Regions from separate parts of the Homo sapiens genome. Here region 2 is linked to region 1. A link is a loop called in an ENCODE intact Hi-C map of the cell type or tissue named here. Cell type or tissue: K562. All regions are shown on one strand. Links, peaks and the distances in the headings refer to the core of each region. The heading gives the core; the rest is flanking DNA. Region 1 overlaps LOC105375002 (a long non-coding RNA gene). Region 2 has its middle 8.8 kb from the start of TRF-GAA5-1.

The links. A loop is a pair of places that touch in the nucleus more often than their neighbours do. Peaks named below come from ENCODE experiments on the same cell type or tissue, not always from the same donor. Only the 100,000 strongest peaks of a DNase experiment are listed, where the experiment ranks them.
Region 2: a loop joins it to region 1, with 10 times the contacts of the local background. A loop is called at or near these places in 3 of 110 quality-filtered maps.

The regions. Positions count from the first base shown.
Region 1 is chr6:29,012,466-29,023,959 of GRCh38, forward strand. It overlaps LOC105375002 (a long non-coding RNA gene), which reads right to left. Exons shown (of 4, transcript XR_926667.3): 3 at 10,767-10,917; 4 at 9,518-10,217. Among named protein-coding and RNA genes, the nearest start is that of ZNF311, 13 kb to the left of the region's middle. In K562, for the core only: CTCF peaks have their summits at 4,443 (motif pointing left) and 4,834 (motif pointing left); DNase peaks (open chromatin) are centred at 4,376 and 4,806; H3K4me3 peaks cover 787 bases.
Region 2 is chr6:28,767,469-28,778,962 of GRCh38, forward strand. It overlaps the pseudogene TRA-AGC23-1. Among named protein-coding and RNA genes, the nearest start is that of TRF-GAA5-1, 8.8 kb to the left of the region's middle. RefSeq lists an enhancer at 8,482-9,053. In K562, for the core only: CTCF peaks have their summits at 2,462, 4,387 (motif pointing right) and 5,253; DNase peaks (open chromatin) are centred at 2,413, 4,403 and 5,273; H3K4me3 peaks cover 436 bases.

The sequences.
Region 1 (11,494 bases), core at 1,621-9,620:
GGCAGCCTGTTTTTCCCCAGCTTTGCCAACATAATAATTAGCAAAACTTTTTAATTATATGATAATATATTTCAGGAAGAAAACACTGACAACCGTGAAATTCAAACTAGATAGTAGAGAAACTGGAATTGGGGAGACCAGTTAGAAAGCGGTTTGGAAACAAAGATACACATGAGTTTTAAAGCTGTGGGCTAATGTAGATGTTGATGTGATTATAAGTCTCTGTTAAAAGAGTTAGGGTGAGGTTTGAGGTGGTTTTAGATTATTATTTTTGCTAAAGAACCCAGAAATGACTAAGTTTATCCCTGTCAATCACTTCTGACACTCTACTCATATCATGTTCCTAAGGAAGTTGAACAAAAGGAGCGATAGCCAAATGGGACTAACTATAATAGCTAATATTTATTGAGTACTTATTAATACTGTACTAAAGATATTGTGTGCTACATTTTACTTAATATTCTATGGGGCAATAAGCAGAACTATTCAGAAATGATCCTGGGATCTCACTCTAGATTGCCCAGGAAATGTGCTAGCTACAACTGGAGTTTCCCGTTCCTCTTGGAAAGAGGGGCTGCACCTACGTATAGCTTTGCATGAGACCAGCTGCTTACACTTTCTAACACGAAGGGGCTGCAACTGTCCATAGGATGCATGGTCTCCAGGTGTTGGGCATCTGGTCCTCAGATGCTTCCTCAGCTCTGCTAGCATCTAAACCCAGACTGCCCGGCAATCAAGTAGTCTGCTTGTTGTCTTACTGAAAAGTGGTGTTCAAGTTTATCCTTGACAAGATAGAATAATTGGGTCAGGACCAGAGCCCCAACCTATTGCATGTGAAATGGCTTGTTCTTGCCCCTGGTTCACCTCTCCATGGGATTATGAGAGGATTGAGAACTCTATGCCTCTTGTGCCTGACTCTTGCTTTCTAAGTTTCCCCAGTAAATCTTATTCCCATTCCTTCGTTCATACTATGTGATGTTGTAGAATTTATTGCAAGGCCCATTGTACCACATCCTTGCAGCAAATTTATGACTCAGAAATTACTATTTCTATCTTAGAGATGAGGAATATGAGACAGAAAAAGTCACATAGCAGGTAGGTGGTAGGATTTGAAACCAAGTCATCTAGTTCCTGAGCCCATGATCTCAAAAACTTTGTTAAACTAAATGGAACTACTAATTTATAAAGAGCTAAGTGAGTGCTCAGATAATCAAATAATCACCCATGGAGAAGTTCAAATCTCTTGCAGAAGTTCAGATCTCTGTTGGAGCATGTAGCCTAGATTTAACCTCCAGTGGTGCCTTTAACTTTGTCCTAAGTCTTAGGCTTGTGTCAACTGCTGGCCAGCTACATGGAGGAAATAAGTTGAGAAAAAGCAGGAAGCAACATGGCTGGGTCTACAGAGAAGATCCAAGTTTAGCTGTCTCATGCTCTTTGGGCCCAGAGGAGAGGAAAAGCAAGACAAAGTCTTAAACTTTCCACCAGATATCAAGACCTTGTTGATGTCCTAGAACATGACCAATCAGATTAATGATGGCTCTACCTGGGAAGAGTAGCTGAGAAAGGATTAAGTTGAGGCAGGCCTGGTGTGGGCAGATGTTGTTGAATGTTTCCCACTACCCCTTCCAGCCCACTGGAAGAATGGGTTTTTTAAAAAAACATACACTCAAGATGAGCTCTATTAGTCATTTCCTCATCTCACTTATTATTCCAGTTAAACCAAGGCTGAAGGACAGAAAGATCACAAACTTATTAATCTCTGGACAAACCTAGCTCAGGGCCAGAATCAGGAGGGTGAATCTCAGGAGGCTGTAACCCAACTGATTGCAAATAGGATTTTGGAATAACAGTTTCTGAGGTGTCACAAAGAACTGTCAGCCCTTGTGTCTGTTCTCTAATAGAATTTTTACTTTCTTCTATGATCCCAAATTTCATAAACTCATACTATAACTAGGAAGTAGGCAGAAATGTCCTTTTGATGAACCAAATAATCAGAAACTTTTCTAATAATCCTCTTTGTGTATTTTTCCAGCCACAGAACTGAGTCATTCATTACCCAAAGCTAAACCCTGCCTACATGGTAACGCTTTTGTAAATGGGATTCTTTCTCTCTGACATCCCTTTTTCCTGCAGTCCCTTATACCCTCTCAATACCAGTGTGGCTCAAGGGGCCTTCAGTTCTGTCCTAATTCAGTCTCACATTCAAGCTGCACCTCCTTAGGCACCAGAATGCGAGAGAAGGTTGTTCCTTCAGGGAATATTTTCTTTTGGCAGGGCCATGTCACTGAGTCAGGCTTACTAATTATGTCCCAAGGTGGGCTCAGCCTCTGGCCCTTCAAGGAGCTTAGAGAGCTCTGGAGAGCTAAAGGACGCAATTCCACTCAGTTCCCCTAGGGACTTGTTTTGTTACGACCCTGTAGCGGTTGCCGCCAGCCTCCCGTCCCCGGACAGCGCGCCTCTTTCCTCCGCGCGGAATCTCGCCTTGCCGAGAGGTGACAGCGTGGTGCCAGGCCTCGCTCGCTCTCCGCGCCTCCTCGGCCTCGGCGCCCACTCTGGCCGCGCTCGAGGAGCCCTTCAGCTTGCCGCTGCACTGTGGGAACCCCTCTCTGGGCTGGCGAGGCCGGCTCCCTGTTTGCGGGGAGGTGTGGAGGAAGAGGCGGGAACTCTCTTGCGGGCCAGTGCGAGTTCCGGGTGGGCGCGGGTTCCGGGGGCCCCACACTCGGAGCGGCCGGCCGGCGCCACCGCTCCGGGCAGTGAGGGGTTTAGCACCCGGGCCAGCAGCTACGGAGGGGGCGCTGGGTCCCCTACCGCTGCCGGCCCACCCGCGCCGCGCTCGCGTGCTTCAGCCGCCTCCTCGCGGGGCAGGGCTTGGGACCTGCAACCTGCCATGCCCGAGAATTCGCGGTGGGCTCCTGCGCCGCCGGAGCCTCCCCGACGATTGCCGCCCCCTGCTTCACGGCTTCCCGTCCCATCCACCGCCCAAGGGCTGAGAAGTGCGGGCGCACGGCGCGCGGGACTGGCGGGCAGCTCCGCCTGCGGCCCGGGTGCAGGATCCACCAGGTGAAGCCAGCTGGACTCCTGAGTCTAGTGGCGACTTGGAGAACCTTTATGTCTAGCTAAGGGATTGTAAATATACCAATTAGCACTCTGTATCTAGCTAAACTGGTGGGGACTTGGAGAACCTTTATGTCTAGCTAAGGGATTGTAAATACAGCAATCAGCACTCTGTGTCTAGCTCAAGGTTTGTAAACAAACCAATCAGCACTCTGTGTCTAGCTAATCTGGTGGGGACTTGGAGAACCTTTATGTCTATCTAAGGGATTGTAAATACACCAGTCAGCACTCTGTGTCTAGCTCAAGGTTTGTAAATACACCAATCAGCACTCTGTGCCTAGCTCAAGGTTTGTAAATGCACCAATCAGTGCTCTGTGTCTAGCTAATCTAGTGGGGACTTCGAGAACTTTTGTGTCTAGCTCAGGGATTGTAAACACACCAATCAGCACCCTGTCAAAACGGACCAATCGGCTCTCTGTAAAATGGACCAATCAGCAGGATGTGGGTGGGGCCAGATAAGGGAATAAAAGCAGGTTACCGGAGTTGGCCATTGTAATTTGTTTTGTCCTGTTTCACATTGTGGTGGTTTTATTTTTTACTATTAGCTGCTTGGATCTGCATTTTGTTTTGTGAGGTGTAACACTGTGAGGGCCTGTAGTTTCACTCTTGAGGTCAGCGAGGCCACGAACCCACCTGGAAAAACAAACAGTTCCAGATATGCCGCCTTAAGAGCTGTAACACTCATTGTAGAGGTCTGCGGTTTCACTTCTGAAGCTAGCTAGTCGACGAACCCACCAAAAGGAACAAACTCCAAACACGTCTGACTATCAGAAGGAACAAACTCCAGACACGTTTTTTAGAACTAACACCCTGAGGGTCTGCAGCTTCATTCTAGAATCATGCCAAGAACTCACAAATTTCTGACACATTGCTTTTCCGCAGGAGGTTGCGGGAAGACGTACAAGGAAGGGTCGGGATGGTGCTTGAGGTGGTCAGAGCCACACCCAGGGCTGCATTCTCATCAGAGACACCTCTAAGTTACTGCGAAGTCGGAGACACCAGAAAGGAAGACTCCAACGTATTCCGAGAGGAGTGGAGGCAAATGGGATAGACTAGCCCTCCCGCCCGGGATCCCGCGTCTCGGGGAACGGAGACCCGGGCACACGCCACTTGCTTGCTGGGAGGTTCCTTACAAGTTACATAGAGGGGGAGCTTTTCCTGGCCAAACGTGGGTTATTCTCGTTCTCCCTTCCCCACACTGTCGCAGAGGAGGAAGACGTCTTGGTCGCCGTTAAGAGCTAAAACGAACGCCAAGGCTCTAAGTGGCCCTGGGGTCCAGGCTCGCCGGAGGCACCAGCGTGTGCAGGCCCGGAGCGCCGTCTTCTGGGCGAGGAGTGTCATTAGTAACACTTTATGTTGCGGATAGGTGAAAGAAAAACTGACGCTTCGGAGATGGGGTTGCCCAAAGAGGAAGAGAGAACAGCGATTAGGGCCTTAAACCTCACACCCGAACAAATTCGGCCGGAGTTACTGAGCGGCAGGCTCTCTGATGGAGATGGGTGCTTTCAGACTTAAGACGTGAAAACAAAGATCAGCCACTCATGAACGAACTCAAGGCTCACTGAGATGCAACTGCCATGAAGAAGTGGGTGCAGGGTGAGAGGTCTGTCTACCTCCTTAGAAGGACCACTGTGGCTTGTGCAGAGATCCGAAGTTTGTTCTCATTACAATGGGGACGGTGAGTGCTAGTAATGTGGACCATTTTTCAATAGCGCCACCTTGTGGCAGTGACAAAATGGCCGTAGTGGACTTGGGCTCAGGTGCTTTCTTGAGTGTGCAAACTGGTAAGAACTAATTTTTTGAATCAGATTTGGGGATTATTCAGGCAGAAGGGGATCCCTAAATGGAAACACTGACATTTTAATACTGCAAGTGGGGGATGATGAACAGACAAATAACAAGCAATGGGGGGCCACATTTGTGTTCAGAATTCATGGAACTTTTTTTTTTGATTTTTCTATTTCTCATTTTTTTAATGTATGTATTTTGAGGGTACATGTAATATTTTGATACATAACGTATAAAGGTCAAAGATAAGGATAATTTGTGTGTGTGTGTATATATATGTATAAACTTAAATGTCCTTTTTGCTTGGAACGTTCAAATTTTTTTCTAGTTATATCTAAATATATATCAAGCAATCTTTTAGATATTTTGAAATGTCTAACATTATTTTGAGACAGAGTCTAGCACTGTCACCCAGGCTGGAGTGCAATGGCGTGATCTCGACTCACTGCAACCGCTGCCTCCTGGGTTCAAGCGATTCTCCTGCCTCAGCCTCCCAAGTAGCTGGGATTACAGGCATACGCCATCACACCGGGCCAATTTTTATATTTTTAGTAGAGGCGGGGTTTCACCATGTTGGTCAGGCTGGTCTTGAACTCCTGACCTCGTGATCGGCCACCTCTGCCTCCCAAAGTGCTGGGATTACAGGCGTGAGCCACCGCGCCCAGCCAGAAGTGTCTAATAGATTATAGTCACCCTACTGATCTATTGAACTCTGGTTGTCTTTCTTCTACCTAATTGTATACTTATACCGTTTAACCAACCTCTCTTTATCCCACGTCTTCCCTCCTCTTTCCAGGCCCTGATAACCACCATTGTACTCCCTAGCTTCATGAGATCTTCTGTTTTAGCTCCCACATAGGAGTGAGAACATGCAGTATTCATGAATCACACTCATCATGAGCGATCTTCTTGGTTGTTGAATTGGGGTTGCTAGTTATTTTGAGAATTTTTGTATCTATGTTCATCAGGGATTTTGGCCTGTAGTTTTGTTTTTGATTTGATTTCTGACACAGATTTTGCTGTATCCTTGTCTGGTTTTCACATCAGGGCAATGCTGGCCTTGTAGAATGAGTTTAGAGGAATACCCTCCTCTTCAATTTTTTTTAAAAGAGTTTGAGTAGAATTGGTATCAGTTCTCTAAATATTTGCTAGAATTCAGCAGTGAGGCCATAATGTCCTGGGCTTTTCTTTGATGAGAGACTTTATTAAGGCTTCAATTTCATTACTCATTATTGGTTTGTTAGGGTTTCTATTCATGGTTCAATCTTAGTACGTTGTATATGTTTAATAATTTATCCATTTTTTCTATGTTTTCCAATTTGTTGGTGTATAGTTGTTCATATTCTCTGATTCTTTGTATTTTTGTGGTCTGTTATATCTCTTTTTTTTTCTTTCTGATTGATTTATTTGGGTTTCTCTTTTTTAGTCTAGGGAAAGGTTTGTTAATTTTGTCTATCTTCAAAAAATCAACTTTTCATTTCATTGATCAAATGTATTTATGTTTTAGTTTCAATTTCATTTATGTCTGTTCTGATATTTATTTCTTTCTACTAATTTTGGATTTGGTTCATCCTTGCTTTTTTGAGTTCCTTGAGATCCATTTTTAGGTTGATTATTTGAAGTCTTTTCCCTTTTTTGATGTAGGTGTTTATTGCTATAAAGTTATTGTTATGCTGTATTCTGTAGGCTTCGGTATGTTGTATATCTATTTTCACTAGTTTCATGAAATTTTTAAAATTTTCTTAGCTTATTCATTGACCCATTGGTTGTAGGAGCATGTTGATTTCCATGTGTTTGTATAGTTTCCAAGGTTCCTCTTGTTGATTTCTGGTTTTATTCCATTGTGATCAGAAAAGATACTTGATATAATTTTTACTTTTTTGAATTTGCTGAGACTTCTTTTGTGACTTAAGATATGGTCTGTTCTGGAGAATGTGCCATGTGCAAGTGAAAAGAATGTGTACTCTGTAGCAGCTGGGTGAAATGTTCTATAAATGTCAGGCCTACTTGGTCTAGTGTGTAGCTTAATTCCAATGTTTCTTTATTGATTTTCTCCCTGGATAATCTGTTACTGAAAGTGAGGTGTTGAAGTCCCTACTATTATTATATTGGAGCCTATCTCTCCCTTGAGATTTATTAATGTTTGTTTTACATATTTGGATGCTCTGGTGTTGGGTGCACAGATATTTATAATTTTTAATATCCTCTTGATGAATTGACCCCTTCATCATTATATAGTGACCTTTTGTCACTTTTTACATTCCTTGACTTGTAGTCTGTTTTATCTGATATAAGTATACCTAATCCTGTTCTCTTTGATTTCCACTTGCATGGAATATCTTTTTCCATAAATTCACTTTCAACTTATGTATGTCCCTATAGGCAAGGTGGGTTCTTGTAGCACCACATAGTTGGGTCTCGTCTCTTTACCCATTTAACTTCTATACATCTTTTAATTGGAGAATTTGGTCCATTTATATTCAGTGTTATTATTGATAAGTAAGGACTTATGACTGCCATTTTGTTGCTTGTTTTCTGGTTGTTTTGTAACGTCTTTCTTCCTTTATTCTTTTGCTACTGTATTTCTTTGTGGTTAAGTTATTTTCTCTGGTAGAATGCTTTAATTCACTGCCTTCTATTTTTAGTGTATTAATTACAGATTTTTGCATTGGGGTTACCATGAGGCTTACAAAACATATCTTATAGCTACTTTGTTTTATTATTACTTATTATTCTGATACAGGGTCTCTGTCACCCAGGCTGGAGTGCAGTGGTGAGATCTTGGCTTACTGCAGCCTCTACCTTATTGAACTCAGGCAATCCTCCTACCTCAGTCTCCTGAGTAGCTGATACCATAGACACATGCCACCATAGCCAGCTAAGTTTTGTATTTTTTGTAGAGATGAGGTTTTGCCATGTTGCCCAGAGTGGTTTTGAACTCCTGAGCTCAAGTGATTAGCTAGCCTTGGCCTCCCAAAGTGCTGGGATTACAGGCATGAGCCATGGCGCGCAGCTGATATTTTACAAAGATGACAACTTAACTTTGATCACAAAGAAAAGACTAGAAACAAACAAAAAAACTTAAATAACCCCCACAAAACCCTGCCCTTTAACTCTATACCCCTACATCTTGACTTTTTGTTGTCTCGGTTTACATATTTTTATATTGTCTATCTCTTAGCAGGTCACTGTAGCAATTATTGTTTTTGATAGGTTTGTCTTTTAGATTTCATACTACAGTTATAAATGGATTGCACACCACAATTAGAGTATTAGAGTATCCTGGGTATGTCTTGTACTTAATGTTACCAGTGGTTTTTTTCCTCAAATATTTTCTTTATGCATGTTAGCATCTTTTTCTCTTAGATTGAAGGACTTCATTTGCCATTTATTTTAAGATAGGCCTGGTGGTAGTGAATTCTCAGCTTTTGTTTGTCAAGGAAAGATTTTATGTCTTCTTCATGTTTGAAGAATAGCTTTTCTGGTACATTAATCTTGGATGGCGGTTTTATTTCTTTTAGCACTTTGAAAATGCCATCCCACATCTACCTGGCCTGTATAGTTTCCATTGAGGAGTCTGTTGCCAGAATAATTGGAGCTCTTTGTATGTTATTTACTTCTTTTCTCTTGCTGCTTTTATTTTTTATTTTATTTTATTTTTTTTGAGACTGAGTTTTACTCTTGTCACCCAGGCTGGAGTGCAATGGTGCTATCTCTGCTCACTGCAACCTCTGCCTCCCGGGTTCAAGCGATTCTCCTGCCTCAGCCTCCTGAGTAGCTAGGATTACAGGCACCCACTACCATGCCCCACTAATTACTGTATTTTTAGTGGAGACAGGGTTTCACCATGTTGGCCAGGCTGATCTCGAACTCCTGACCTCAGGTGATCCACCTGCCTTGGCCTCCCAAAGTGCTGGGATTATAGGCATGAGCCATGGTGCCCAGCCAACTTTTGTAATCCTCTTTGTCCTTGACCTTTGAGAATTTGATTATTGTATGTCTTGGGGTGGTCTTATTTGGGTTGAATCTGTTTCATGTTCTCTAATCTTGTACCTAGATACTTATATATTTCTTAAGTTTGGAAAGTTTTGAGTTATTTCTTTGGATAAGCTTTCTAATTTTTGCTCTTTCTGAATTCCCTCTTGAGCACCAATCATTCTTAGATTTGTCCTTTTGAGGTACTTTTCTATATTATTTAGGTGATCTTCATTCCTTTGTATTCGTTTCCCTTTTTTCTCCTCTAACTGTATTTTCAAATAGCCTGTCTGAGTTTACTAATTCCTTCCACTGTCTGATCCATTCTGCTGTCGAGAGTCTCTAATAAATTTTTCAGTTTGACAAGTATATTTCTCAGTTCCAAGATTTTTGTTTGATTTTAAAAAATTATTTTAATCTCTTTGTTAAATTTCTCTGATAAATTTTTGAATTGCTTTTGTGTGTTATCCTTGAGTTCACTGAGTTTCTTTAAAACTGCTATTTTGAATTCTTGGTGAGAGAGCTCACATACCACTGTCTTGCCTAGGGTAAGTCATTGGTTCCTTGCTTTGTCTGTTTGGGGAAGTCATGTATATTAGTCTGTTCTCACACTGCTATACAGAAACACATGAGACTGAGTAATTTATAAAGAAAAGAGGTTTACTTAGCTCATGGTTCTGCAGGCTGTACAGAAAGCATGACAGCATCTACTTTTTTTTCGCCCTCTTGGTCTTGCCTTCTTTCTGACATCACATGGAGTCTGCAGTCCAGGTTTTCCTTGGCCCTAGTAAATGACTGGAGCACTGCCGGACCCAAATGTAGAAGGTCTTACGGGGGATATCCCAATAGGGTGGGAAGTCTGGCTAGAATTTCGTGCTCAGGGAACCTGTGGAACATACCTCCTATGGTGTGTCGCTGCTGACCAGCTTCGCTGATTTGGCGTCTCCTTTGGCTGAGTTAAAGAAGAGTGTTTCTAGGGTTGGGGAAGGAAGTCCCACCTCCCCACTTTTTCTCTGGTTGTCTTTGGGAATATTTCTCCCTTTAAGTACTTAGGGACAGATCTCTTGCCAGGGAATCCAAGATGGTGGGGAAACTGGTTATCCACTTCAATCTCACTTTTTCCAGTGTAGAAACTGGCGGTGAGGTGGGGGAAGTTTTCCACATGCTTGGTGCTAGGCAGATTTGGGAGAGGGATGTCACGGATTTGGAAGTCTGATTCTTACAGCGTCTGCTTGAAGTTTTTTACTTCTTTGTTGCCACGGGCACTGTTCCATCTTCATATTTGAGTTCTGGGATATTGCTGGTGATAATCTCAGCACCGTGTATTTGTTGTAGGTTTTCTGTGGAGGAAAAATAAAGCCAGCTTCCTTATATGCAGCCATTTTGGAACCAAACTCTCACACATTCCATGGAACATTTCTAGCCAGCAAGGTACAATGACTAGCAAGGAAACAAACTTTTTTTTTCCTTCAGTATTTCAGTTGACTCACAAGAACATGAAATGTGACCTATCTTTTCATGTGGCCAACTTTAAATGTTAACTTAATATCTTAGATAAAAATAGTTTAAAATACACATCCATTTAAGTTAAAAAGAATAATTTAAAGTTTTATTATTCTTTGATAGTTTTTCTTTTGATGCTACACCTAGTGACTACCATATTTTAAAACAGACATGTTCTAATTGCTCTTGAATCTTCAACTCGAAAGAAACTATGGTTTTATAAATTAGTGATAACAGTGAGTGTCCTCTTTAAAAAATATCTGCCATTTCTGACAAATGACAAATAGCTGATATTATTTTTTCTTAAAAGGAACTCTATTCTTTTAACATACAGTCTCTCTTGTTTAATAAAACTGAAAGTAAAGAATAGATAGAAATAGTCCTACCTCAGTTCAGGTCAGGTTTTGTTGCCAACAGAGTTATGAAAACTTTTAGTTTTCTACCTGGGTGTGGTAGCTCTCACCAGTAATACCAGCTACTTGAGAGAACTGCTTGAGGCCAGGAGTTTGAGACCAGCTTGGGTAACATAGTGAGACCCTGTCTCAAAGAAAAAAAGGAAAGCTTTTAGTTTTCTGACCATTTTATTTTTGTTTATTTTAATTTTTTTATTTCAATAGGGTTTTGGAGGGACAGGTGGTGTTTCCTTACATGAATAAGTTCTTTAGTGGCGATTTCTGAGATTTTGGTGCACCCATCATTTGAGCAGTGTACACTGTACACAGTGTGTAGTGTTTTATCCCTCACCAGCCCCCACCCTTTTCCCCGAGTCCCCAAAGTCCAATGTATCGTTCTTATGCCTTTGCATTTCTGACCATTTTAGATTCAGAATTATGGATAAGGGATTTTCAGCCTATACTGATCATGTCTAGAAGTTCTGTTTGTTTCTTTAAAAAAAAGTTCATGTAGCAGCAGATAACTAATACAACCAGAAATAAATGAGATATTGTTTCCTCAAATTCTTTTTTTTTTTTTTTGAGATGGAGTCTTGCTCTGTTGCCCAGGCTGGAGTGTAGTGGTGCAATCTCGGCTCACTGCAACCTCTACCTCCTGGGTTCAAGCCATTCTCCTGCCTCAGCCTCCGGAGTAGCTGGGACTACAGGTGCCCACCACCACG
Region 2 (11,494 bases), core at 1,153-9,152, 250 kb before region 1:
TTCCATTAATGCAGTGAGTGAGACTTGAAGTGCAGGCCAACCAGGTATTGTTAGGCACTTGGTAAGAGACTGAGGTGCTTATGGAAGTAAGCAGGGACTGATTACAAGTAGTCTGAAAGGGAGAAGCAGATAAGTTATACCCGGTACTAATTAGACAAGAAGCGTTTCCAGACACATCCCTTAGTGTGAGGGCACAGGGTCGTGCACGACAAGATAAAGGGCCACTTTTAAGTGTGGCCTCTACTCCTAAGCCTACATAATAAGGGGGTTTTGCTTTTAGACATAGCCAACAATCTTGGGCTAGTTTAGGCTGGGTGAGGTTAAGAAGGTGATGTACCCTGCCTAGTATGGACATCAGGCTGTGTTGAAGATATTGTTGCTGCAGCTGGGGTTTAGGAACTAGGAATGGTGGCGGAACAGTTAAATCGACCTTGTCAGGGTGTTTTTGGAACATAGGGTCGCCTAGATCAGTTAAAGGCCTGATTGGCTTGGGTGGGCTCCATGAGACCAGGATTTTCTTCTGGATGGCGAACATAGTCTTAACATCAAATCCTGGGATATAAAGCCTTAATCCTTATGACATGCCATAATACCATCGAGCTGAATTAGGGTCATGGACAGTTATAGTAAGAGGATTACAATTTTTTCTAGTACACAATCTAGGATGGGAAGCACGACTTATGGAAAGAGTTGAAGATCCGGTTGATCTCCCAGAGTTAAGTGTCTAAAGTTACACGTGTCCAATCAGGGCAGAAAAACTGGTAAATATCTCAACAGCTAGAGTCAGGGTGATTTCCAGGACAGAGGTAAAAGTCAACATTCTGAAGTCCTTTTTCCGCACCTTTGGAGCTCCCACATCCAGTCTGGCTCCCGGAGTGTCCAAATCCTGCCAAAAGGTCAACGCTTCCTGCCCCCTTGACTGTCAGATTGTGTTACTCTTTGTAGGTACGGGCTGGTTCTGGGAACAGTGCACATAAATCAACTGCAAAGGAGACTTCCTTGGAGGTTCCTGCCCTCCAAGTACTGTTTGCGAATATACGTCTTGTCATGAAATAGGTGAGAAGAAGGGAATAGGAAGGTGCAGAGGACATGACAGGCAAAAACCAAAAAGAGAAGTAAATAAAAAGAATTAATCTAATGGCTTCACCCGACTTAGGCACAGTTTTAAGGGGCCTGACCCAGGCTTGGGGACCTATGTTTCTTGCTGGGCTTTGTTGGCCTTTTTGATGCGGGAGTGACGAATCCAAGCAGGAATGCCATCCACCTTCAGAGCTGTTGGCATGGTGAGGATGACAGTATGAGGTCCTATGTAAGCAGGAGTGAGTCCTTCTCTCTGGAACTTTTTAACAAACACCAGGTCACCTGGCTGGAATGAGTGGCAGGGCCCCATCTGGTCAGGAACCGGATTGGGATGGGCTCCTCGGAAAAGTGGCTGGATGATATCTTGTACCTGTTGGAGAGACTTTAGCTACTGTAATAAATTAGCTTGTGATATTTCTGCCAAATTGGTATCCCTTAGCTTAGGCAAGATAGGTGGAGCCTTCCTATACATGATTTCAAAATGTGAAAACCTAGCCCAGTAAGGAGTGCACCTTACTCTAAGAAAGGCTAAAGGAAGGAGCCTTACTCAGTTCTCACCGGTCTCTAAGATTAACTTTGTAAGAGTGCTTTTTAGGGTGCGGTTCATGCGTTCTACCTGCCCAGAGCTCTGGGGTCGATAGGCACAATGGAGCTTCCATTGAATGTGTAATGCCTTACTGACTGACTGAGCTATGGACGAGGTGAAGGCCAGTCCGTTATCAGACCCTATGGCAGCAGGCAGCCCATGTCGAGGGATGATTTCATTGAGTAAAAACCTAACTACCATGGTGGCAGTCTCATTCTTGGTGGCAAATGCCTCAGTCCATACGGAGAAGGTGTCTACTAGTACTAGAAGGTATTTGTACCTAGCCCGGTGTGGTTTTATTTCTGTAAAGTCAACTTCCCACCTTTCTCCTGGCAAGTTTCCTCAAAGACGGTGGCCTGGGCTGGGTTTAGCACCTTGCTTGGCGTTTACCTGGGCACAAGTTGTACACCGGAGAGCTGCTTGATCTGCTAAGCTTTGAAGATAGGGAATCTTAAAATGGCTCTAGAGGAGCCGGGCCAGTTTTGCTCCTCCTAAATGGGTGGTAGAATGCAGGCGACTGATTAAAGTTTCCCCGAGAGAGCTCGGGGTATGAAGATTCTGGAGTCAGGAAGAATCCACCAACCTTCCTGATTTTTATTGGCCCTGAGATCTGAAGCTAGTTTTTTTTCTTCCGTTGAGTACGCGGGATTGTAGGGCAGATCTGGCTGTGGAAAGGAGACTGTGGGTAATAAGTTTAGAGGCATGACTGGAAGTCTGGCTGCATCCCGGGCCGCTGAGTCAGCTTTCTGGTTACCACGGGCAATGGCCGTGTTTTCTCCTGGATGTCCTTTGCAGTGGATTACAGCCACCTGCTGAGGGAGCCATACGGCTTCAAGCAGGGCTAGAATTTCTTCTTTGTTTTTGATAGTCTTTCCTGCTGAGGTGCCCACGCTCCTGATAGATGGCTCCATGTACATGTACAGTAGTTAAAGCATACCTGCTGTCAGTGTAAATGTTAATAAGTTTATCCTTACCCCATCGGAGAGCCTGAGTGAGGGCGATCAATTCAGCTTTTTGTGCCGAGGTATTTGCCGGTAAAGCCTGGGCCCATAGCACATCTGTCTTTGTAGTAATGGCTGCACCAGCCTTTCGTACTCCCTGTTTTGAGAAAGCTGCTACCGCCTGTAAACATGGCGGCGTCCACCTTCTTTAGGGGCACATCTTGGAGATCAGGTGGGCCAGTTTCTGTAGTTTCTAACAGTTCCTGGCAGTCATGGACAGGTGTAGTGAAGTCTGGATCAGGGAGTAAAGTAGCTGGATTTAAACACCTTCTGGGAGAGAAAGTCAAACGAGGCTGATCTAACAGTAAACTCTGATACTGCAGGATGCGAGCATTTGACATCCATTTGCCAGAAGCACTTCGTAATAAAGTCTCTACGGCATGAGGAGCGGTAAAGGTTAAATTTTGACCTAGAGTTAACTTATCAGCCTCTTAGACTAGGCTTGCTGTTGCCACTATGACTCGCAGACAAGTTGGCCATCCAGAGGCCACAGGATCCAGCCTCTTAGACAAATAGGCCACTGGGCATCTCCAGGGTCCTAAAGTCTGAGTAAGCACCCCCTTAGCAACTCCCTGGCTTTCGTGGACAAACAGGTGAAACGGCTCTGGGATATTTGGGAGGGCTGGAGCAGGGGCTTCAGTTAATGCCTTTTTCAGATTTTGAAAAGCCTGTTCTTCTGTGTCCATCTAAACTAGCCGGCTATTCCCTCCTGTAGCAGTGTACAGGGGCTTCGCAATCTCCGCGAACCCCGACATCCATAGGCGACAGTATCCTACGGCCCCCAGGAATTCACGTACCTGTCTCTTGGTGGTGGGAGTGGGGATTCGTAGGATGGCTTCTTTCCGGGCACTGGTGAGTGCCCTTTTTCCTTGGCTTATGTCGTATCCTAGGTAGGACACTGTGGGAAGACAAAGCTGGACCTTCTTGGCTGAGACTCGATACCCGAGCTCCTGAAGGAGGTAAAGTAGGTCCCTAGTATGTTGCAGGCAACTGTCTTTAGTTTCAGTAGCTAATAAAAGGTTGTCCACCTACTGAAGAAGAGTACAGTTAAGGTGACTAGCTTGGAATGGTATAGGATCCTGCTGGAGGGCCTCTCCAAAAAGGGTGGGGGAATTTTTAAAACCTTGAGGTAACTGAGTCCAAGTCAATTGGGTAGTGTCTCCTGAGCTAGGATCTGTCCATTCAAAAGCAAAGATCAGTTGGCTCTTGGGGGCCAGAGAAATAGCAAGGAAGGCATCCTTTAGGTCAAGGACAGTGTATATACTGTAAGTTCTGGCGGGAGCAGGTTGAGTAGAGTATAAGGATTGGGGACAGTTGGATGGACAGTAACAGTCTGTTTGTTAACTTCCCTTAAGTCCTGTACCGGCTGGTAATCATTCGTTCCGGGTTTCTGGACCGGCAAAAATGGAATATTCCAGGCGGACTGACACGGTGTGAGTATGCCAGCTTGTAACAGTCATTGAATATGGGGATTAATCTCCTGTCTAGCCTGCTGACTCATAGGATATTGCTTTACCTGGACAGGCAAGGCAGTGGCCAGGAGTTCTACAACCACTGGTGGATGGTGTTTAGCCAGTCCTGGGGGGTTTGACTGGCCCAAACTCTGGGAAAGAGTGTCTGTAAGTCCAACAGGAGAGGATTAGTATTATTTTCCAGTGGTTGTGATGGTGACACTAAAAGATTTTCCTCTGACAGAGGGGTAGTTAGCAGGAGTTGGGCAGTGGGGGGCGCTGTATTTCCTAGCATGACGTTAGCCTGCTGGGCTGAGAAGGAGATAGAGGCCTGTAACTTATGGAGCAGATCTCCTCCGAGGAGAGGAAAAGGACACTCTGGAACCACAAGAAATGACTGTCTCACTCTTTTCTGTCCCAAGCTCACTTCTCGTGAGTGTGTGACAGGATATTCCTGAATAGCTCCAGTAGACCTTTGTACAGCCACTCTTTTATTAGAGACACTGCCCAAGGGGGTCTGTAGTACCGAGTGCTCCGCCCCGGTAGCTACTAGGAAGCGTACAGGCTGGCCCCTCACTGTAGCGGTCACCGTGGGCTCCTGGGGGCCAAGAGAGAGGGAGTCCTGGCTCCATCAGTCATCAGACTCTTCCGTTGCGGGGAGGGTGAGGGCCTTTTTCTTTTCTGATTTTTCCTCTGGCCGTAGTGGGCATTCCTTTTTCCAGTGCCCAGTCTGCTTGCAATAAGCACATTTGTCCTTTTCTAGGGGAGCCTGTTCTCCTCTTTTGCCCTTCTGGTAGGGACCTGAGGTTCCCTGGCTATTCCTCTGTGATGGGGGCCTTCCCTTCTTGACCTCTCCGATGGCCGCAGCTAAGATTTTTGCTTGTCTTTTGTATGCTTTATCAGCTGCTGCCTGTGCTGTTTGTTTTCTTTTTTCAAACTCTCGATTGTCAAAAACTTTTTGGGCTATCTCTAAAAGCTGAGTGATATTCATCCCAGGAAATCCCTCCAGTTTTTGGAGTTTTCTTTTAATATCAGGGGCTGCCTGAGCCACAAATGCCAAATTAAGAGCACGGCTATTTTCGGGAGCCGCCGGGTCAAAAGAGGTGTAAGTCCGATAGGCCTCCTGGAGGCGTTCTAAAAACGCTCCCGGTGACTCATCAGGCCCTGTGCGACTTCAGTCATCTTAGACAAGTTTATGGGTTTCTGAGCAGCTCCTTTGATACCTGCAAGGAGATACCGGTGAAAATCGTCCAAAGCTTTCTTCCTACCCGAGGAATTCGTGTGCCAGTTAGGCCGGGTAGAGGGAAAGACCTCCTCAAGAAAGTCTCTAGCTTCCTCCTCTGGCCTATTGGCTGATGTGAGGAAATACTTTCTGGCCTCTCTTCGGATATGTTCCCTCTCTTCAGAGGTAAAAAGGGTCAAAAGGAGCTGCTGACAGTCATCCCAGGTGGGCCGATGGGTCCGGAGCACAGACTCCATCAGTGAGATCAAGACCTGGGGCTTTTCAGAGAAGGGAGGATTATGAGCCTTCCAGTTACAGAGGTCAGAAGGAGAAAAAGGGACATAAACCAAGAATGGGGCTGAGCGCTCATCACCCGGAGGGACTTGTGCTTCTTTCCGCGGTAGAGGGGGGGCTACTTCCTCCTGCCGCGGCCGCAATCGAGAGGCAATAGGCGGCGAGCCTACAGGGGATGTAGTCGAGGAGACAAGGGAAGATTCTAAGGGAGCAGGACGGTTATAAGGCGGCGGAACTGAGTGGGGGAGACTCTCCTCTTCTTCAGAGGGAGGCAGTACAGGGTGAGCCGAACAGACTGAGGGTCCAGGCGGAAGTGCGGTCTGGCTCAAAACGACCTTGGAGGCAGAATTATGAATGGCGCATGAGCGGAGCCATGGTGGGGAGCTTCTGACCAAACTCAGCCATTGATCAATGTGGGGAAACTGATCGGGGTGGCCGGGAGTTCCAGCAACAACCCGCCACACAGCCTGAACAATTGCTAGGTTCAGTGACCCTACTGGGGGCCATCCGACTCCAAACTTTGGCCATTCTACTTCGCAGAGTGTCCGGAGTTTGCCTTTTTAAAGGCGGACCCCATAATCCTCTGAGAAGCCTAGAGAAAAATTCTGCAGCATACATTGGAGGGGGCTCCAATCCTTACAGGGCCGGGAAGAGGAGTTTCCCATTTTTGGAGGCAGTTTGACAAGGTTTGAGCAGGGATATCAAACCCAGCACGGACAGAAAAACTCATTCCCTAGGGGGCTGGAGTATCGGAAGAACAGAATTAACATAACCAGAAGGAGCCGAAAGACAACAATAGCTCACACTACTTGCCACAGGACGGTTAACTAGCTTTAAGATTGAGGGAGGTCGGGCGCAGTGGCTCACGCCTGTAATCCCAGCACTTTGGGAGGCTGAGGCGGGCGAATCACGAGGTCAGGAGATCGAGACCATCCTGGCTAACACGGTGAAACCCCGTCTCTACTAAAAATACAAAAAATTAGCTGGGTGTGGTGACGGGTGTCTGTAGTCCCAGCTACTTGGGAGGCTGAGGCAGAAGAGTGGCCTGAACCTGGGAGGCGGAGCTTGCAGTGAGCTGAGATCGCGCCACTGCACTCCAGCCTGGGCGACAGAGAAGACTGTCTCAAAAAAAAAAAGAATAATTATCCAAGATTGAGGGAGGAGGACTAGAGGCCAACCTTAGGTCTCCTTGGCTGGATGGACCTAGGCGTCCTCCCTCTTTCCCTGGACCTGTAGCCTAAATACTTTTGGTGTCTCCACGACTCAAAGGCAAATAGCTCAAATTCGGCCTTTTCTTTTAAGAGTTTGAGGAGTGAGAGCAGAGCCAAGTCCTGGAGACGCTGAACTTGCTGTGACACGGGAAAACGAGATGTACGGGGTAAGTGGTAGGGATGAGGAGGAAAAAGGGCCACTCGGATCTTTCCTAGGGTAGGAGAGTAGCCACAGAGGAATAGAATAAGGGTTTAAACGAAGTAAAGTGGTACGGGCGTAGGTTTCTCTGCACAGTGCCGTATTTAAGGGCACAGAAAAAGTTACGGGATGACAAAAGAGGTGAGCAAGGAGGTCTGCAGGGTGGCTATTTTGAACCTACCACCGGTTTAGTCTGGAGGTGGCCCAGTCACTTGGACATGGGGTATGACAATCTAAATGCCAGCAATCTTCATGGTGCCAGAAATCCCAAACAGGCGAATGTTCCTCACACTCGTTCCCGTTCCCGTAACAACACCTGATTTGTTTCTGACAGAAAAGGCAGGACTGGGATGGCCAGCCTAAGCGATTGATGAGAAATTTAACCTCCTGTGATAAAAAATCAACACTAAAGACCTTGAAGAAGTTCCTGCCCAGACGTCTTGGGCAGTATCGATGACCTGACATACGAAACTTTGACAACCACTAAACAGGACAATAGACACCGAGCAGGACAACAAACACAAAACAAACAATAGACCCTTGGGTATATAAACAATTATGGTAGGTTTTTATTAGACAGACAAGGGGAGGGGGTCCCATGATGGGATCAGTCAGATGCCTGCCTGGCCGCTCCCCCTGAGGGGACTTGGGCTTCTCTTAGCATTGGCAGGCAGGTATAAACCCCCGGCTCGGATGGAGCTATGCCCGATGCTGCCTTAAGCCTTATGAGGTCGCCACGGAACGGCAGGTGAGGGCCCACTCGAACTCCGTAGCTTTCGCCGTGGAGCTACAAACTGGGGATCCAGAGGCAGGCCCCTGGACTCCTCAGTCGTGCACACATTCACAAAGAGTTTATAACAATTTTTGTTATTTCCCGTTCTAAACAAAGGTCCCAGAAGACCTGAACGAGAGGAGGAGAAGAGATAGAGCAAGGGGGAGAGAAAGAAAAAGAGGAGGAGAGAGTGAGAGACTAGTCTTAATGGAGAGGCCGGCCTGCCAGAAACCAGGGCTCTATCCTCCAGCGTCCTGGAGTATGGATAGAGTCAAAGAGAGGGACACCGTCGTCAGGGCTGCCTCCCTCTCACCAAACCAGAACCAAAAGGCGCCTAACAGAAAAACCAGGGCTCTGTCCTCCAGCGCCCTGGAAAAGCGGGCAGTGTCAAAGACAGGGATGCCCTCGTCAGGGCTGCCTCCCTCTCACCAAACAGAAGTCAAATCTAACTTACCTGACCCCGGGGTCAGAAGCTGAGGACTCAGAGGTTGAATTTTGTGGGCACACACACACGGTAGTCGATCCGCTGTCCTCCGGAAGACGGTCGCCTTTCGGGGACCTGGAAAATTTTTTTTCAGGTGGCTCCTCGCCTATAAGCCGGCCGTCCCTCCGGGGGAGCCCGGAGCTAGCCCGGCTCTCGCCCAGTGGCGAATATATCTCGCTGGGGCTTCCAAATGTTGTACCCGAGCGAGTTAGAGAAACGCCACACTTCGAGACGAATTTAAGAGTCCTTCATTAGCCGGCGACCGACAGACGACTAACGCTCGAAATTCTCTCGGCCCCGAGGAAGGGGCTTGATTTTCCTTTATACTTTGGTTTAGAAAGGGGAGGGGGAGCTTAGTTGCAGCAATTCTACAGAAGTAAAAGCATGCAAAAAAATTAAAAAGACAAATGGTTACAAGGAAACAAACAGTTCCAGGTGCAGGGGCTCTAAATCTATCATAAGGCGTTAGGTATGGGGGCTCTCCCGGACACAAACTCAAAGCTTTATGGTGTTATCTCTTGAGCGAAATCCTGGTAACTTCGTAAATTGCTTGCTTCAGTACCTTATCAGTTAATTGGACTCTTTGATATGTAAGAGTCAGCTTACACAAGTTAACTGCTTGAGGAAGGGGGTGGGTAAGGAGTCTTTGACGTCTTGTAAATGAAGGAGCCAAAAGGAGTACTTCCGGCTTTCTCAGCTAAGGAAGAGCCTATTCATGTGGAAACAAGGCTAGGCGATTAAGGGAGAGTCTAAAAACAAGGTTAGGTACTACAAAGTCGCGGTAAAATCGGTGTTAACTACGTGTGCAGCCACCTTTTCCTTAGTGCTATTCCTGAAGGAAATAATGTATACAGTGATCTATTTCCAAGACAAAGTGCCTTAAATTGGCTTAGGTCAGCAAAGTACAGAAGAAACAGGGTATACTAGGTCCCTGCTTGGATAGCGGATGCCTGCTTGTCGCCCCCCTCTTTCCTCCCCCTTCCCATCCCCCATCCTTGGTGGCCTTCACCCAAACAAAAACAGTTTAGTCTAAGATATAAGTTTACTAGTCTGCAAAATAGCTCACTTTGTCTGTTCTTATCAGCCTGCCCAGCTACTTAGGTCATAAGTCAAACACTTAAAGAGCCCTTGAGCTAACCAGGATTGCAATGCATTGTGGGCTGCAACAAAATGCAGCAAGACAACCCTAAAAAAGAGACACCTAAAGCCTTTGCCTAACAATCAGTAGGCAAACGCCGAGAAAATTGTAACCCCATAGCACTCAGCCTATGAGGAACCTGGGGAGGGACTTGCGCACTAGGGGACAAATTGCTTGTTGAAACTGTTCTGGGTGTGCCTGCACGCCAGACACCCGATCTTGATCTCTCAAGACCGTCATTAAAAGTCTCACTTTCGCTGTTCTCCGGGTCTCTGAGTCCATTCTTTGGGTTTAGATGGATGAGTTTATTTTCTCACATAACAGCTGCAGAGGTGGTACAGGTGAATCCCTCTCAAGTCAAGTGGGTTAACCTCAAAATTGACTTAAGGGGTGGTTTGTGATCGCCTGGTAGATGGTGGACGGTTACAGCTTTTAGAAAGTGAGTAAAAGAGATGATGCATACAGAAGCCCCACTGGGTTGCTTAGCTTCTGCACATGGAGAAAGAGGCTGCTTTTCTGCCTTCTAGGTGTTTAGTAACTTAATTTTTAATCCTTTGATGAAATAGAGTGGAAAATAAAAGGAGATTTTCTTTTAACAAAATAGTGTTAAGATGCTTGCCAAGTATCCCCCTGTGAATTTCTGCTTAGCACTGTGATATCAGAATTAGAAATTGTGCAGGGTTCTAATCTGGAGATATGGGATGTTCAGTAGCTAAGAAGGAAGTTATTCCTTGAAAGTAAGTACAGTGAGGTAGAAAAGGATCCATTGGGATTGGGAGAATAAAAGTTCATTATTTTTATTTATTAAAAAAAACAAAACAAAACAAAGAAATGAGGTTTTGGCTGGGTGCAGTGGCTCACGCCTGTAATCCCGGCACTTTGGGAGGCCAAGGTGGGCAGATCACGAGGTCAGGAGATTGAGACCAGCTTGGCCAACATGGTGAAACCCCATCTCTACTAAAAATACAAAAAATTAGCCAGGCGAGGTGGCAAGTGCCTGTATTTCCAGCTATTCAGGAGGCTGAGGCAGGAGAATTGCTTGAACCCAGAAGGCGGAGCTTGCAGTGAGCCAAGATCGCTCCACTGCAGTCCAGCCTGGGCAACAGAGTGAGACTTCATCTCAAAAAAAAAAAAAAAAAAAAAAAAAAAAAAAAAAAAAAAAGAAAGAAAGAAAAAAGAAAAAAAAAAGAAGAAACGAGCTTCTACCCTAGATGGATCTTGGACTCTGGAGTTCAGAGAGCTTGCCATTTCAGACCAGAAACTTCCTTAAAGAACCAAGAGAAGTAATTTTCTCCCTGCTAAATTTCAGCTGAGGTGATTGAGATCTTTTCCTCATTTGTCATTATATTTGTCATTTGTCCTTATGTTTGTAGTTAAATAGCTTGGATTAAGTTTCAGAATTTGTCGGTCTCTAATGGAAAAAGTGACCACCAGCACATCACCAGCAATCATCAGCCACTTGTAGTGGAATCTTTTAGTGAAAGCTTGCAGGACTTTTGCAACCTGGGTGAGGAAGCAGTTAGAAGAAAGTAAGAAACGCAAAAGAACTTGAGCCTTAACCTTCTGATCTGAAATCAGACTTAGGTCACAGAATTCAATGGTTTCTGACTATTTTATTTAAACTGGAAATCGGCGGGATGGCAAGGAATACTACTTGCTTCTATAGTGTGTGATCCACATTAGTGATTTGTGGAACTAATTAGGACAGGGGGATAATTCTAAGCAACAAAGAACTGTAAGTGAATGAACACGAATTATCTCCCTGTATGAGAGAGAAATGCAGAGGCCAACACAATTCCCTTGAATAGGTGGGGAATATCATGGAGAACTTCCTAAGGTGGCTCATAGGAAAAAAAAGAGTGGAAATACTGGAAGTTGAACGCAGGACCTCACGCATGCTAACCACGTGCTCTGTCCCTGAGCTATACCCCCGCAGGAGATCAGGAGCTTGGGAAAATGTTTTGGTGATCTCCGTTGCCTGAGTCTGTGCTCTGTGTCATCAAGACAATCACTGTATGTTTCCAATTCCACTGTTTATGAATTCCCGACACTAAGC